Regions from separate parts of the Homo sapiens genome. Here region 2 is linked to region 1. A link is a contact called in ENCODE Hi-C or POLR2A ChIA-PET data. All regions are on one chromosome and are shown on one strand. Each heading gives the region's core, a stretch centred on a gene start or an enhancer-like site at or near the end of the contact. The rest is flanking DNA. Distances are from core to core; before and after follow the strand shown.

The links. A loop is a pair of places that touch in the nucleus more often than their neighbours do. ChIA-PET counts read pairs that join two places held with the same protein, here RNA polymerase II (POLR2A). Pooled maps may share reads with other maps.
Region 2: POLR2A ChIA-PET joins it to region 1 with 10 read pairs in activated naive CD4-positive, alpha-beta T cell. The contact joins two enhancer-like sites. A Hi-C loop is called at or near these places in 2 of 37 single-sample maps with no recorded cell type and 9 of 50 pooled maps. POLR2A ChIA-PET finds 5 or more read pairs at or near these places in 4 of 52 experiments (H1, activated CD4-positive, alpha-beta T cell, activated T-cell and 1 more).

What each region holds. Positions count from the first base shown.
Region 1 is chr2:38,534,867-38,537,647 of GRCh38, forward strand. No RefSeq gene overlaps it. Among named protein-coding and RNA genes, the nearest start is that of LINC02613, 21 kb to the left of the region's middle. RefSeq lists an enhancer at 1,097-1,707 and a silencer at 1,291-1,350. Within about 2 kb of position 1,330, at least 9 of the 41 ENCODE cell types and tissues checked have a DNase peak (open chromatin) inside an H3K27ac peak, as active enhancers do.
Region 2 is chr2:38,642,376-38,645,156 of GRCh38, forward strand. No RefSeq gene overlaps it. Among named protein-coding and RNA genes, the nearest start is that of GALM, 22 kb to the right of the region's middle. RefSeq lists a cis regulatory region at 1,314-1,826. Within about 2 kb of position 1,381, at least 4 of the 41 ENCODE cell types and tissues checked have a DNase peak (open chromatin) inside an H3K27ac peak, as active enhancers do.

The DNA.
Region 1 (2,781 bases), core at 80-2,579:
GTTCAAAACAGAGCCATATGTGGGAAGACGCATTTCTCTTCTGAAGCCTTATCTCTGAAGCTGAGCTTGGAGTGAAGTGACAGGCGGAACCGACTCCTTGGAGGATGGAATCTTGAGGTTTTATGTGGGAGCAGAAGAGAAGCAAGCACCAAATATCTATCAAATGCCCACAGAGGGAAACACTGTAGTAGCTGCCTAGAGATTCAGTCCTGCTCAAGTTTCCCTGCTCAGATCTCAGGCGCAATTTTGAGAAATGTTCTTCTTCCTCAGTGGATGACCTCACCCTTTATGGGGAGGCGTGCCCATACGCACAATAACACAGTACTCATAAAGTCCAAGAGAGGCCGGTCCAGGCCTTGGCCAGGGAAGCATCCATGGACTTGGGCGTTCGTTGCAGAATGTTCAGACAGGTCTGGATGAGGGGTGAGGCCCTGCCTTGGAGGGGCTGCCCTCCCTCTGTGGCACGGAAGCCCTGCTGCCTGTGACAGGAGGCGACTGCACCTCACCCGCGGCCTGTATGCTGCAGGACCCAGCGAAGAGCTTCCTTAGCTTGCAGCTGTGCAGACACTAGGAAAGGGAGCACCTACCAGGGAGATTTGCCTTCTTGGTCCGGTAGCAAATGCAGTCCCGCCGGCCCACCTGGTACAGGTAGGACGTTCCGCAGGCCTTCCAGATCTCCTTGGCAGGTTTATGGGCGAGAGAAAGCGGTTCCCAGCCTCCTGCCCTGATGCGGCTGCACCTTCTGGACCACCGTGAACACTCTGCCCCCTGCCAGGCCCCCAAAATACTCTTCTGTCTCTACAGTTGTGCCACCTTTCCCCAGCACCAGGGAGCAGCTCGGCAGGACCAGGCTCTGGGGGTCAGCACATGCGTTCTTCACAAGCGTAAGAGGGCTGTCGTGAGGGAAAAAAAAATGGCATTATATGACGTCATTCCAGCTTTCATACCCTTTCTGGAAATAAGTGATGATATAAAGAAATAGACATAGATTATGTACACACATACATGAAGGGTAAGTACTTGGAAATGTTAAAGAGTTCGTTTTAAAAGTCCTTAGGCAGCACCCCTTTCTCAAGTTAATTCCCACTTGATCAAAGGTGGAGCTGCGGGCTCCGAGGAGGCGCGGTCAGGGTGGCAGGCCTGGGCTGCGCGGACCGCGAGCGAGCCTCCTGGGTCTCCCTCCTTAGCGGAGAAGATCCTCCAGGCTAAGGTCCAAGGCCCATCTCCCTTGGGGTTGTGGCCGCCCACCTCCTCCCCGCCACCCTGGGCTTTGGCTTTGTCCTCAACCACGCCCCGGGAGTGCGCGGAGCGGTCGCAGTTCTGTTAGCCAGGGTTGCGTTCCCACCGCGAAGGCCCGGGCGCGCGCTGCTGTGGATCGAGTCTGGGGCTCCGGCCACCAGGTGGCGCCACACGGCTACCTGCGCGCCGCTCTGAGGCGGTCGGATCGCCGCGGTGCAAAGGACCCAAGACCGGGGGTAACCGGTCACCCGAGCCGACCCACCGCCCGCACTGCCGAGGCTCAGGCGCCCCAGTTCGGTGCCAAGAGGCACGCCCCGGGGCCAACCTGGACAGGTAGCTTCAGCAAAATTGCCGGACAGTTAAAAAAAAAAAAGTTTCCACCCCACCCCCCACTCCCAAATCAATTCAAAAATAAAAATTAAACTGTGGGCTGGGCGCGTCTGAAACCCCGTCTCTACAAAAAATACAAAAATTAGCCGGGCTTGGTGGCGTGCACCTGTAATCCCAGCTACTCAAGAGGCCGAGGCAGGAGAATCGCTTGAACCTGGGAGCGGAGGTTGCAGTGAGCCGAGATCACACCGCTCCACTCCGGCCTGGGCAACAGAGCAAGACTCCGTCTCAAAAAAAAAAAAAAAAAAAAAAAAAGTTAAACTGTGGTGGGGAAAGTTGTTGGCGACAATACAGACCCGCATGGATACAGGCAGCGGGGAGCATGAGTTCTGGAGCCAAAATTGCTGAGTTCAAATCCTGTTTAATGACCTTGGGTGCGTTATTTAACCCCGTATATAACCCCATTACCTCATCTGCACATGCAAATAATTTACTTAGAACTCACGTCATGAATTGTTGACAGGAATTAAATGAGTTGATACACCATATATATTTATACGTGTGTGTTTTACATATTTAATGTAAGTGCATATAAATGTATGTATGCATATAATCATATGCATGTATAATATACAAAATTATGTACATATATAACATATATGCCTAGTACATAGTAAGCACCAGTGTTAGCTATATTTTATGCATTTATATATTTATTCGTTATGCAAGTTCTATGAATTATTAATTTTTAAAAACATTTTCACTCAAAAGAAAGACACTATTGGGGTTTAACCTTTTTTTTTTTTTTTAATTTATTTTTGAGATGGAGTATCTCTCTTTCCCCCGGGCTGGAGGACAGTGGCATGATCTCGGCTCACTGCAAACTCCGTGTTCTGGTTTCAAGCAATTCTCCTGCCTCAGCCTTCCAACTAGCTGGGATTACAGGCGCCCGCCACCATGCCCAGCTAATTTCTGTATTTTTAGTAGAGATGGGGTTTCACCGCGTTGGCCAGGCCGGTCTTGAACTCCTGACCTTGTGATCCACCCGCCTAGGCCACTCAAAGTGCTGGGATTACAGGTGTGAGCCACAGCACCCGGCCTTTTTTTTTTGAGATGGAGTTTCACTCTTGTTGCCGAGGCTGCAGTCTCCCGGGTTCAAGCGATTCTCCTGCCTCAGCCTCCCGAGTGGCTGGGATTACAGGTGCCTGCCAC
Region 2 (2,781 bases), core at 131-2,630, 110 kb after region 1:
TGTGTTCGGCGTTTGTTCCTTCTGATGTTTGGACGTGTTTGGAGTTTCTTCCTTCTGGTGGGTTCGTGGTCTCACTGGCTTCAGGAGAGAAGCTGCAGACCTTTGTGGTGAGTGTTACAGCTCTTAAGAAGGCGTGTCTGGAGTTGTCTGTTCCTCCCGTCTGGAGTTGTTCATTCCTCCCAGTGGATTCGTGGTCTCGCTAGCCTCAGGAGTGAAGCTGTTGACCTTCACAGTGAGCGTTACAGATCTTAAGGGCAGTGCAGACCCAAAGAGTGAGCAGCAACAAGATTTATTGCAAAGAGCCAAAAGACAAAACTTCCACAGTGTGGAAAGGGACCCCACGGGGTTGCCGCTGCTGGCTCGGGTAGCCTACTTTTATTGCCTTATCTGATCCCACCCATATCCTGCTGATTGGTCCATTTTACAGAGAGCTGATTGGTCTGTTTACAATCCTTTAGCTAGACACAAATGTTCTCCAAGTCCCCACTAGATTAGCTAGACACAGAGCACTGATTGGTGTGTTGACAAACATTGAGCTAGACACAAAGTGCTGATTGGTGCATTTACAATCCTCCAGCTAGACATAAAAGTTCTCCAAGTCCCCACCCGCCTCGGGAGCCCAGCTGGCTTCACCTAGTGGATCCCTCCCCAGGGCCGCAGGAGGAGCCTGTGCAGTCCCATGCTGCGCTGCCAGCACTCCTCAGTCCTTGGGCGGTTCGATGGAACTGGGCGCGGCGGAGCATGGGGTGGCGCCAATCAGGGAGGCTCCGGCCGTGCTGGAGCCCACCAGGGGTGGGGGTCTCAGGCATGGCAGGCCGCAAGTCCAGAGCCCTGCCCCGCGAGGAGGCAGCTGAGGCCCAGCGAGCGCTGTGCGGGCAGGCCAGCACTGCTGGGGGACCCAGGGCACCCTCCGCAGCTGCTATCCCGGGTGCTAAGCCCCTCACTGCCTGGGGCTGGCGGTGCCGGCCGGCTGCTCGGAGTGCGGGGCCCGTTGAGCCCGCGCCCACCTGGAACTCGCGCTGGCCCGCGTGCGCCGCGTGCAGCCTCAGTTCCCGCCTGCACTTCTTCCTCCACACCTCCCCACAAGCAGAGGGAGATGGCTCCGGCCTTGGCCATCCCAGAGAGGGGCTCCCACAGTGCAGCGGCAGGCTGAAGGTCTCCTCAAGCGCGGCCAGTGTGGGTACCAAGGCCGAGGAGGCGCCAAGAGCAAGCGAGGGCTGCCAGTACGCTGTCACCTCTCGGTAGCCTGATCGTGATTGAAACCAAATGAACAAGATTCAAATCTGCAGTCGTTAGGGGTAAATAAGATCTGTCTACCTTAAGTGGTAGTAACTTAATATCAAAGGCAGCACACTGGGATGCCCCCTCGCTTCTGTTTGGGCACAGCTTTCTTTTCTACTATTATCTGGTACAAAACTGGTTTTCTGTACATCTCCTCAACCTCTGACCAGAAAGCCTTGGCCCTGGAACCTCTTGGTGATAGTCGTTTGCCTGTGCTAAATAACAACCTCACTTCCTGTTTTCTCTTTTATCTCAACACAACAGGTACAGAGTGGAGGATGTGACAGTTAGAGGGAATGTTGCAACAATAATGAAAGCAATTACTCTTGAGTCTTAGGCTTCCTTGCTCGTTTTCGTTTCAGTAGATTATCTCTTGTGAATAACACTTAAAGTGGACAGGGCTTGTACAGATACCAGGGGAGAAGAAAAGGCACGTGACTCCAGTGTCACTGTCAATGAGCAGCTTGTTTGGCCGCTTCTGGCGTTGGGTAAATTTTTTGTTTTTAACTAAAGCCTTACTTATAATCAGACCCTCAGTTTCTTTCTTTTCTTTTTTTTTTTTTTTTTTTTTTTTTTTGAGATGGAGTTTTGCTCTTATTGCCAAGGCTGGAGTGCAGTGGTGTGATCTTGGCTCACTGCAACCTCCACCTCCCAGATTCAAGCGATTCTCCTGCCTCAGCCTCCGGAGTAGCTGGGATTACAGGCGCCCGCCACCACACCTGGCTAATTTTTGTGTTTTTAGTAGAGACGGGGTTTCACCGTATTGGTCAGGCTGGTCTCGAACTGTTGGCCTCAGTTGATCCGCCCTCCTCAGCCTCCTAAAGTGCTGGGATTACAGGCGTGAGCTACTGTGCCCGGCCCCAGACCTTGAGTTTCTTTTTGAGTTTTGTAATTTTATATCTACTTTATGTCTTTATAAATCTCACTTACCTTAAAGAAAGGCTGAACTATAAGACAGCCAAGATTTAGAAAACAGTATGATTATTTAGGACAGTGAAATGAGGAAAGAAATGAAGTGCTTAGAAATTTTGCTTTCACTATGTGCGGTATGGAATCAGTTCCTTCACAAAAAACTCTCCTACAGTAAATGAATTGCCTTTCATGATATATTTAAATTTAAGTATCTATCCTGCAGCTCATTTTTATAGTGTGTTCTACTGACTTTCCAGCAGAAAATCTGGCTCTTTTAAACATTTTTGCTCAAATAGAAATTAAATGAGCGGTTGCCTGGCGGTGGGGTTTGGGGTGCAGATAGGATTGACTCCTACGGGGTGGGGGTTCCTTTTGGAGATGATGGAAATATTCTAAACTTGGATTTTGGTGGTAGTTGCACAGTTCTATGAATATGCTAAAACCATCGAATTGTACACCTTAAATGGGTGAATTTTATGGTATGTGAATTATATCTCGATAAAGATGGTTTTAAAAAAATCTATTCTGGGCCGGGCGCGGTGGCTCAAGCCTGTAATCCCAGCACTTTGGGAGGCCGAGGCAGGCGGA